2 separate regions of the Homo sapiens genome follow, and region 2 is linked to region 1. The links are chromatin contacts, found by Hi-C in ENCODE. All regions are on one chromosome and are shown on one strand. Each heading gives the region's core, a stretch centred on a gene start or an enhancer-like site at or near the end of the contact. The rest is flanking DNA. Distances are from core to core; before and after follow the strand shown.

The links. A loop is a pair of places that touch in the nucleus more often than their neighbours do. Pooled maps may share reads with other maps.
Region 2: a map with no recorded cell type shows a loop between it and region 1 (20-fold over the local background). The contact joins the enhancer-like site here to the promoter of TMED3 in region 1. A Hi-C loop is called at or near these places in 2 of 37 single-sample maps with no recorded cell type and 6 of 50 pooled maps.

Annotation. Positions count from the first base shown.
Region 1 is chr15:79,309,700-79,315,281 of GRCh38, reverse strand. It overlaps TMED3 (transmembrane p24 trafficking protein 3), which reads right to left and starts at 4,170. Exons shown (of 3, transcript NM_007364.4): 1 at 3,865-4,170; 2 at 1,277-1,525. The coding sequence starts at 4,032. RefSeq lists silencers at 3,997-4,066, 4,277-4,326.
Region 2 is chr15:78,758,595-78,763,559 of GRCh38, reverse strand. It overlaps ADAMTS7 (ADAM metallopeptidase with thrombospondin type 1 motif 7), which reads left to right. Exons shown (of 24, transcript NM_014272.5): 23 at 995-1,157; 24 at 3,982-4,354. The coding sequence ends at 4,139. Among named protein-coding and RNA genes, the nearest start is that of ADAMTS7, 50 kb to the left of the region's middle. Within about 2 kb of position 1,864, at least 16 of the 41 ENCODE cell types and tissues checked have a DNase peak (open chromatin) inside an H3K27ac peak, as active enhancers do.

The sequences.
Region 1 (5,582 bases), core at 2,921-5,420:
GAAGTGAATTTTTAATTTAATTTTAATTAATTTAAATAGCCAAATTTAGACACTGGCTACTGTACTGAACAGTGCAGCTCTAGCCTCCAACTGCTTAGGGAAGGTGGAAGACTGGGCAAATGAATCCACAGGCACTCGTGAGTGTGCCCAGAGCCACAGAGGAAGGATGCCACCTTGGAAGGCGGCCCAGAAGATCATCTGGCCTCCTTGAAAGTTCAAGACGCTGTGGCTTTGGTTCTGGCACACGTGCTGCTATCGATGGTTATTCCTGTCTTACAGGTTTCCCTGGGCCCTGACAGTCATTTCACAAGTATTTGGTGAGCTCCTTCCTGTGCCCTACCTTATGCACTGAAGCACTGAGGATACAAAAGTAAATCATTCAGGGTCCTAGCCCTCAGGAAGCCCCCAGCCTGCATATGAAAGGGAAGGAGGGGCTTAAATAGCAGAAGGGAAGACAGACGAAGGAGGATGGGATCAGAGAATAATGAACCTTGACAGCCATGGGCGACAGACATGACTATCCCCCCAAAATGTCACCGTTTCTCCTCCATAGTGTGGAGCTGTTGCTAAGGCTCTACTTGCCAGCCTTCCTTTCATCCAGCTTTGCCACATGACTAAGTTCTCACCCATGGGACATGAGCAGGTGATACGTATTCCCACTGGGCCTGGGCTTTTAAGAAGTAGATGGGCTTTTCTCATTCTCTCTTCCTTTGGCAGCTACAGGCAGAAGACCCTGAAGCCCTAAGGGAAGACAGAAAGATGACAAGAAAGAATGAGCCTGGATTCCTGAGTCACACCATGGAGGAAAGCTCCCCACCAACCTTTTCTAGATTATGCATGAGAATAAACTTCTATTCTGTTAAGCCATTGATGTTTGGTGTTTATTTTGTTACAGCACCTTGTGTTACCTTAACTAATACACCACACAAAGTAGGACTTTGGTCTTTATGATACAGGCACATCATATAAGCAGAGACACATGACACAGGTACTTCGAAAGTGGTACTGTGCAAAAGACTGAGTGGGAATGAAAGAGTAGAGACAGGAATGTCAGAGGAAAGTACTGCAGGGACCTGGTTAGAGAGTGGAAAGGAAGATCGAAAGAAGAGCATGGCATCCTTTAGGACTAGGTATGAAGAAAGAGACAAAACCAACCCTGAGACTTCCAGACTGGGAGCTGGATGGATGATGACTCCCACCACCAGCCTAGACAGAGGCCAATGAAGAGGAACACGCTAGGGGGTTCAGCAGCCCCGAACTGCTAATGTTCACTCACCTGGGTGAGAGCTGTGACCCTGTTCCCCATGTCTGGGAGAATGGGAGGCTCATCGCCCACTTGAAAGTCAAAGTAGACGGTCTTGTGAGAGAAGGTGGAAAACTCATTACTGAAGCAAAACTGATAAACGCCCTTGACTTCAGCCCGGTACGTGAAGCTGTCGTACTGCTTCTTCGTTTCTCTGTAGATGGTGTTCCCCTGGGGGTCCTCTACATAGCAGTCAACATCGTAGTGGCCTCCAGTGATGACCTGACAACCATAAAAAAATTGCTGTTATCAAAGGAGCAACCACCACTTACCAAATGCCAACCAGACACTGTGATCAGACTCTACAAACATTTCTGTCACTTCATCTTCAAAACTTTCTAAGGCAGGTGCTACGCCACTTCTCATTTTACTAAGGCTGAGCAAGGTTAAATAAATTGGCTGTGGTCACACTGCTTGAAAGTGAAAGGGCTAAGATTTGAATCTATGCCTGCCTGACTCCCAAGTTTGCTCTGCAGGGTTTCAATGAGCCTAATCCTTTCCATTTTACAGAAGAAGAAACTGAGGTTCCAAGGTTAAGTAAATTCCCTAAGGTTACACAAGAGAAAGTGGTGAGATGAGATCTGCCTTGAGAGCTTTTGGTTCCAGTGCCTAAACATTTACCTATTGCACTATTCTGAAGCATGAATGAACATACCCCAGGATAACTGCTCTTCCTGAGATGGTGCTGATAAAGCTTCCCGAAATCAAGAGCAAGATGAGGAGGGATGTCCAAGAAACTATTCCAATGCAACTAGATGCCACCGATTCTTTATCTTTGTTCAATACTTAACACAAGACACACAGCAAATCACTGATTTAGGGCACTGCCACTCATTAGCCATGTGACCCTAGACAAGTTACTTTATTCTCTGAGGATATGTCTTTATCCATGAAGTGAGGAGTCAATAAGTTATCACACCTAAAGTGTTTAGCACGGTGTCCAACATAAATTTAGCAAGGGCCCCAAAAGTGCCAGCCAATTACTGGACAATCGTCAGACTGCAAACTAACCCCCTGGGGTTGCAGTGGAGATGTGGGATCTGATTTGGGGGCCACCCTAGAGCATGCATGCTGCACCTCCTGCTTCTCCGTTCCAATAACAGACAGGTGTTCCCCCTCCCCCCACCAGCAAGGGTCATTCTTGGCTTGCTGAATGGGTCAAGTAGCTATTAACAATATATTATTAATGACTGAATGCAAGGAGAAGAAAAATATTGATCGAAGTATTCATGGAATTTCTGAGTGTCAGCGGTGGAAGAGTCTTTGGGAATCATTTAGTTCAAACTCTCCTTGTAACATAAGAAAAATAAGACCCACATAAAGCAAAATCTCACAGGTAGGCAATGGCTATAACCAAGATCCATCAAAGGACACGGTCAATGGCCTCCATCTGCTTCCAAATTTAAATGGCCTCTTTGTCCGGACAAAAGTTACTAGTCCTGCTCAGCAAGCTTTGCAAAAAGCAGTGAGTATCCTGTTGCTAAGTGTGTTTAAACCCAGGCTGGACACACTTTGACAAGGGATTTCCGCCCTGGCAGTGACCAGATGACATCTGAGGTCCCTGCAACCACAGAATTATCATTCTTTTTGTCATTGCACCTAGGTTGCCCATGTTAACCCAGTCACAATTTGCATGTTGTCCACAAAGACCTGAAAGTGGACAAATCAGTGACTGAGACTACCACATAGAAGTTGTCTCCAAGCGCAAGCTTCCTTCAGTGCCTCTAACCACAGAGGAACTGGTCAAATAGCTTGCCCCCATTCCTGCTGCCCGTGGCCCCTCATTTCTGAAGTGCCTATCAGCATGCGTCCACAAGCAGATAGCTGTCTGAGTATGATGCCCACTTGGCCCCCAACCCTAGACCTGCTCACTAAATATCGGGGCAGACTACTCACTCAAGACCTGCTCCTGTCACCTGTGGGCCACGGGATCTCTCAAAGGAGACAGGAATACAGGAACTGAGCTTTTCTAAGCCATATGGCAAGAGCCAAGTCTTGCAGCCACACCGCTCCTTGTAAACACCGCCAGGCCTCAATGGCTGCACTGATCCCTCCTTTCCAAAGTGCCCATTCTCACTTCTGCTGCCCTCACCTCACTCCAACTTTAAACGCTGGAGAGGGGAGGAATAAACTAAAACTATGAGCCCACTTCCTCTTGCTGCCATTTTTCAGTACTCGAAGGCACAAGGTGGTCTAAGAGACTGGGGTTAGAGAGCCTGTGTCCAGCCGATCAGAACTGCCGTTGGTTAGTGTCTCGGGGGCCTGCGGATATCTCTTTGGCCAGCTCCCCAGGCTGCGGGATCCGCCCTGGCGTCCCCATCCCGGGCTCGCACCTGCGGCGCTGACTACCTCCTCGCTGGCCAGGCTCGTCTCGGGTGGGCCCTGATGACCCAAACCTTCCTCCTCACGGGGAAGTCAACTGGTCTCCGGGGACTCCCACCCCATGCAGCCTCCCTGTAGCCTGTGGCTAATTCGAGCGCCTCCAGTCAGGGGCTAGCCAGTGTCCAGGTGAGACCTGGGAGTGGAGGGAGAAGGGAGCGCTGCCGGGCGCCCGGCCTCACCTGGTAATCCAGGGAGAACTTCACGCCCTGCTCCACCTCCTCGTGGAAGCACTGCTTGGCGTTGTCCGGCAGCTCGAAGGTGAGCTCGGCCCCGCAGGGCTGCTCGGCCCGGCGCAGGAGCAGCAGCAGAAGCAGCACGGAGGCGGAGCGCGGGACAGTGCTGCCCATGATGCTCTCGGTCCCGTCTCGAGGGCCGCGGCTCGGGCGCTGCGCCCCCGGCGGGCTGGGGCGACGACTACCGACCGGGTCCTAGGAGGATGTAAGGGGATAGACGTGGCACCAGCGGAGCTCTGCGCTTCCGGGAGGGCCGGCGGCTCAGTGCGCAGCCGCGCGCTCAAAGTGGGCCCGGGCACCTTCCGCCCGCTGCGCGTGCGCGCTGGCCGCGCTGCGCCAGGGGACACGCCCCCCCCACCCCCCCGCAACGCCTCTCCCGGCTCGGAGGGTGGGTCTCCGCGGAGGGGAGGTGGGGCTCCACCTAGCGCGCCCCTACCCAGAAGAGGGAGAAGCCCTCCCCGCTGTTCTGCGCGCTCCCGGACCCGCAGGGCTGAGCATCCCCCCAGGTCGACCCAGGTCCACCCTCCAGCTGCTGCAGCACGAAGCACGTGGGATTTTACTCCCTCTATAAGGCTCCGCTTTTGACAGGCTCTGTAACTTCAGTCTCACACTTCCCTCGAGAACCAGTCTCCTTGTCTTGAAATGGGTGTGCCCAAACCTAACATCCACAGTAGTTAGGGAGCTAGGTGAAAGATAAGGGAACGCTGGGAACCCGATTAACACTCCTTTCTTCATTCCCATACCCTTCCCAAGGTGAAAGAGTGTGCGAAGGGGGTGGGGAGTGGGGAGAGTAAGTAAAGACCCATCATTACACCTGCTCTGGGAAAAACACGAGCGTGCTCACACACAAACGATCTCATGAAAATCCAAGTAAAGTCTCGCAGCGACTTCAGGTATATTTTGGCTGTCAGGCTCGTTGAAAATTCTTTTTGCACAAAACTGTCATTTTTGCACTTTGACTTCTTAAAAGCTCTGAAAGCAGATAAATTGGTTTACTGTCTTACCCATGACCACTGACTTAAGATTCTTTTGTATAATCGTAACTATAGGTATAGTTTTATATTCACTGTGATCCAATAAACAAAGAGAAAAGACGTAGATTGTGATGTCGATACTCAATAAATAACTTATTCAGGAGAGCATTACTAGACGTGGTATATCTTGACTTCAGGAAAGAATGTTACTGCCCATATAGATTTCCGCTGGCCACATTCACTATGGATGAACACGCTAATGTGTGAAAGCAATCTGTAGGCTTGGAAATAACATGCATGCATAACATAGTTAATAATATTGACTGGCTCAGTGACAGGCATGGAAGAGGTGTTTAGTAGTGTCCCTTAAGCTTCCTTCCCTGGCACGGTCCTATTTCACGTTTTTTTTTTTTTTAGGAACTGATAGAAAACATGGAAGTAATAATCATCTGATCTAGATGAACTAAGTGGAGAAATAAATGACAGATATAAAACCACAATTGGCCGGGAGTGGTGGCTCACGCCTGTAATCCCAGCACTTTGGGAGGCTGAGGCGGGTGGATCACGAGGTCAAGAGATCGAGATCATCCTGGCCAATGTGGTGAAACCCCTTCTCGACTAAAAATACAAAAATTAGCTGGGGGTGGTGGTGCGTGCCTGTAGTCCCAGCTACTCGGGAGGCTGAGGCAG
Region 2 (4,965 bases), core at 615-3,114, 550 kb after region 1:
CTGGTGCTCACACCTGCCAGGGAGAAACAGACAAGGAAAGGGCGCGTGTGCTGTGGTGTCAGGGAAGGCCTTCCAAGGAGGGGTCTGGGGTTGAGACCCGAGGGAGGAGTCAGTGATGCCAAGGACAGGGATCGAAGGGACATCAGGTGTGAAGTCTGAGGCAGGAATGACGAGCTTGAGGGGGCCGGGGAGCCCGGCAAAGGCCAGCGGCAGAAGGGGGCGTAAGAGGGGCCTCAGATGGGCAGGACACCTTCTGCTGGGCCTGTTTGGAACTGAGGGGTTCAGAAATCTCAGATTTGGGCCCTGAGCTGGGTCCTGGAGTCAGCTGGGCCAGCGTTTGCGTCTTTGTCCGACTGGCTGCTGAGTGACTCTGGGCAGGTTGCTTTGCGTTGCTGGGTCACTGTTTTCTCATCTGTAAAACTGGAACAGCTTAGGAGAGGAGGGTCAGGAGGATTAAATGAAGGAACGCAACGAAGCACAGGGCCGGGCACAGCATGACACTGGCACAGACTCAGTGCATGTTTAGGGCTGATAACAACGAAGCCTGGCGGGCTGGGCCCCGGCTGTGAAACTGTCTCCTGCCCTCCTGCCCATGGGCTGCGGCAGGTCCTCTGCCCTGTCCCTCGGGCACAGCGGTGTCTCGCCCACATCTCTGCCCACTGCTGCATCAGGGCTCCATCCCGGCGCCCCTGCCCAGGCTTCTCAGGCATGTCCTGTGTGAGGGGCTCACTGCCCTGCCGCCCCGAGGGCTGTCCCACGGTTCTCACGCCCCTTCCCTCTGCAGGAGCCGATCCCACAAGTGAGAGTGGGGTTCCAGCACCAAGTGGGCTCTAGGAATGGGACCAGGTGCTCCAGGAGGCACTGAGGGGGCGGCTGGGAGCAAGGCCAGGCCAGTCAGGCACAGGGCGCAGGGACGGCTTCCCAGAGGAGGTGTCCCTGCCCCCACTGCTAGGGCTGGCCCTGGAGACACTCATTCCTCCCCCGCTCCCCTCAGTGCTCAGGCCCCTGTGGTGGTGGTGTCCAGCGGCGCCTGGTCAAGTGTGTCAACACCCAGACAGGGCTGCCCGAGGAAGACAGTGACCAGTGTGGCCACGAGGCCTGGCCTGAGAGCTCCCGGCCGTGTGGCACCGAGGATTGTGAGCCCGTCGAGCCTCCCCGTGAGTCCCCTGACCCCAGGCTCCCTGCTGAAGTGAGGTGGGGTGGGGAGGGTGATGGGGAAATGGGGTCGTCAAACCATTGTGCCCACGGCACTGGCTGGTTCCATCTGTAGTCTGGGCTCAGGAGCCACATGGCCACTGAAAATCCTGATGCCACAGGATGCCATGCTGGAGGCTGGGCTGTGCTGGGAGTCAGTCAAGGGGAGTCCCGGCCACACAACATCCCATAGGCAGCTGTCTGACCTTGGGGGAGTAGAGGGAGTGGCCCTGGCCCCTGATTTGCTGTGTGAACCTGGGTAAGCTCTTTCTCCTCTAGGTCTCAGTCTTCCCACAGTGAGACCAGGGATGTCCCTGAGGCTGTGTGAAAACTGGGCCTGGGTGAGTCCCTGTCCCCAGCCCTGGCCTGTCCATTCCCTGGCTAGAGGACTGCCTAGAGTGAGCAATGGAACCACAGGAAGGGCCTCCTTTCCAGGGTCCTGCTAATGAGGTAATGGGGTTTGAGGCAGGAAGGGCCTCCCTTCCAGGGTCCTGTTAATCCCAGTGGTGGGGGGTTTCCTGGCCAGCTGGGTCCTGGTGGAAGGGCCTGAGGTAGAGGTGGTTCTGGACACCCCTGCCGCCGCCTCCAGCATGTGTGCGTGCGCGCACACACACACACACGCCAACACACACACACACAGTCATACACTTCCTTCCTGCAGCCCCAGCTGCTCCCGGAAGTGCTGAGGGCAGGAAATGGGGTGGCCCTGGAGTGTCACCTAGGCTCCCCTCACCAGCTGTGTGGCCTTGGGCTCCATTTCCCTCTCAGGGCCTTCATGTGCTGAATAAAGGGGCTGCCAAGCCCCATCCTTGCATAAATGAGGTCTGGGCATGAAGCACGCAGCACTGCGTGGGGATCCAGGTGGTGCTCAGGGAAGGTGGCTTTTTCCCCTCCCCCACAGCCACTGTCATCCCCAATTGCAAGGTCAGGGAGAGGGCCTGGGGCTGACCCTGCCAGTCTAAGGAATCCAGAAGCCGTGGCGTGAAGAGCTGTGTCCCCTGTGCTATTGGCTGTCTGCTCCCTGCCCCTAGGACAGAGTCCTCAGCCAGGGCCCTCAAGCTGGCATTCAGGGCCCCCTGCAATCTCCCCGGTCTGCCTTCTCCCCTTGTCCAACGCTGCCTTCTCTACCTGTGCCAGCTCCTGGGCAGCCCTCATTCAGGCTCAGAGTGGCCCCTGCCATGCCTCGCTGCCCTGCCTCTGGCATGGGTGGTCTTCCTGCCTCAAACCTCAAGGCCCAGTGGCAGCGCCCCCACCCTGTCCTGCCTGCCCTCAGCACGCACCCAGCCAGCATCTCAGAGCACTCCTATGTGCTACCTGAGCTGGGTGCTGGCACCACGTCTCTCACCTTTATGGCTAGGGCTGGCCACAGGGAGCGGGGTGGTTATGATCCCAGTGGGGGAGGACCAGATGGGGCAGAGAACAGAAACTGAGGCCCCTGGGGGCCTAGAACCAAGGACGGATGGCCCAGGAGGCTCTGGGCTTGCAAGGTCTCCCAGGGGCGGGTGTGAGTGGGCTGCAGGGAGTGGGCTATGGGGGCTGGTTAGGTGGCTGAACTAGAAGCTGTCCTAAGTGAGGAGTTTTCTGCCATCAGTGAACAGTGGAGGGGGGCTGGGAAGGTGTCTTGGACTTGGAGACCTGGAATTCCCAGATGTTCTGCTGGTCTGTGGGACAGTTGGCGGGACATGTGGAAAGCTGGGAAACTCGTGTGTGTGTGCTCACTGCAGTGACACAGCATGGCCACATCCATTTGCTGTGGAGGTGGGGTTGACAGAGGAGGGAACCGAGGCCCAAGAGGTGAAGCAGCTTGTCTGAGGTCACCCCGGGCGACCAGGATGCAGGCCTGCAGATGTGCACTTTGGAGCTCTGCCTGGAGCTGGGGTGGAGGAGCCTGCCTGCTGCCTCGTGCCCTCTGCCGGGCCTGGGGGATGTCCCAGGCCCAGGGCTGGCTGCTGCCTTCCTGCTCCTCCTCCCCAGGGAGGTCTGCTGGAGTAAGCAGGGCCCGGGTGGCAGCTGGGGGCTGTCAGCAGTGGCAGTGGCATCAGGAGCAAGGCCAGGAGGCTGGAAACAAGCCACTTCCCAAAATAGCTCTGATAACCACGGGGCAGGAGGGCCCAGCCAAGCCTCAGCCCTGACAAGCACAGCCTGCAGCTGGCCTCCCTCCCCAGCAGGCTGGGCTCAGTCTCTGGTTTCCGCTGACGGCCTGTAAGGCCCACTCACTCTAGGCTTCGTGGCCCACCTGAGAAGTGGGAGGCTGGCCTGGGAGATGGGACCCTGTGACTCAGAACCCGAGGCTGAGTACAGCCCCTGTGGCTGGAGGTGGTCACGGAGGCCTGGCAGGACAGATGCACTGGGGCAGGGGGCGGTGGCGGGAGTCGGGGGCAGAGGCCGCTGCAGGCTGGCAGGAGGCCCCGGGACCGCAGTTCTGTGCCAGGATCTGTCCGGGAACACCAGGGATGAGCAAGGATGGAGATGGGGTGGCAAGGCGTCGCCCTGGGCAGGCTCTTTAACAGGCATGTGAGGGGGTCAGGGTGGGGTCTCAGGACCTTTCCTCCAGAAACCTCAGCCCAGCAGCACCCGTTCTCGAGTCCTGGGGTTGGCCATGAGTAGGTGGGACAGAGACAGCAACAGTTGGAGACCTGCAACTCCGGTTCGGGAGCCGCTCCAGAAACTGGGGCTCTCTGCTTGGTGGGGAGCTGCTGGAGCCTCCTTAAGGTGGTTGGCGTAGGGAGCCAGGTTCTGGGTACCCCAAGCTACTGGTTCTGATGCCTCTCTGCCCCCCCACTCCAGGCTGTGAGCGGGACCGCCTGTCCTTCGGGTTCTGCGAGACGCTGCGCCTACTGGGCCGCTGCCAGCTGCCCACCATCCGCACCCAGTGCTGCCGCTCGTGCTCTCCGCCCAGCCACGGCGCCCCCTCCCGAGGCCATCAGCGGGTTGCCCGCCGCTGACTGCGCCAGGATGCACAGACCGACCGACAGACCTCAGTGCCCACCACGGGCTGTGGCGGAGCTCCCGCCCCCTGCGCCCTAATGGTGCTAACCCCCTCTCACTACCCAGCAGCAGGCTGGGGACCTCCTCCCCCTCAAAAAAGGTATTTTTTTATTCTAACAGTTTGTGTAACATTTATTATGATTTTACATAAATGAGCATCTACCATTCCAAAGCACAGCGTGACTTCGTCTTGGATTTGGAGAATCTTAAAAGTGAGAAACTCTTCCCCCCACCCCTCTGCCCAAAACTCCACCGCCACAGCACCTCGGCAGGCGTGGCTTTTCACCTGCTCCTCTGGGACAGATCTGCAGGGGGCAGCGTAGAAAATGAGTCCCTGAGAGCATGGCATCTGGTGAGGCACGGAAGGCCTCAGAAGCTGGGGGGCTGCTCCCCAGGGAGGGCTGTCTGCAGAGGGTGGGGTTCTGGGGGCAGGAAGGTCTTCCGGGCAGGGGCACGGCTTGGCCCTTACTTGCTGCCTGCCTTCAGCTCAGGCTCCCAGCCTTCCCTGGGGCCCCACTCTGTGGTCCTCAGAGACCTGTTCCACAGGGATTGAGCCCACCATGTCACTTGCAGGGACTGCCCCCTGGAGTGGTGGGGACTGGGGCCCCCATGGGGACCTCCCTGGCCCTGTCTGTTCTATCTGTTGACTCTTCTGCAAAAAGCAGGCAGAGAGGGGAAGAGCAGGCTGGCCAGCTGTGCCCTACTGTGTCCCCACGTGTCCCTTCATCTCTGTGCCCAGAGATAGGGCTGGGCTAATTGTCACTGCCTCAGGTTGGCCCCTTT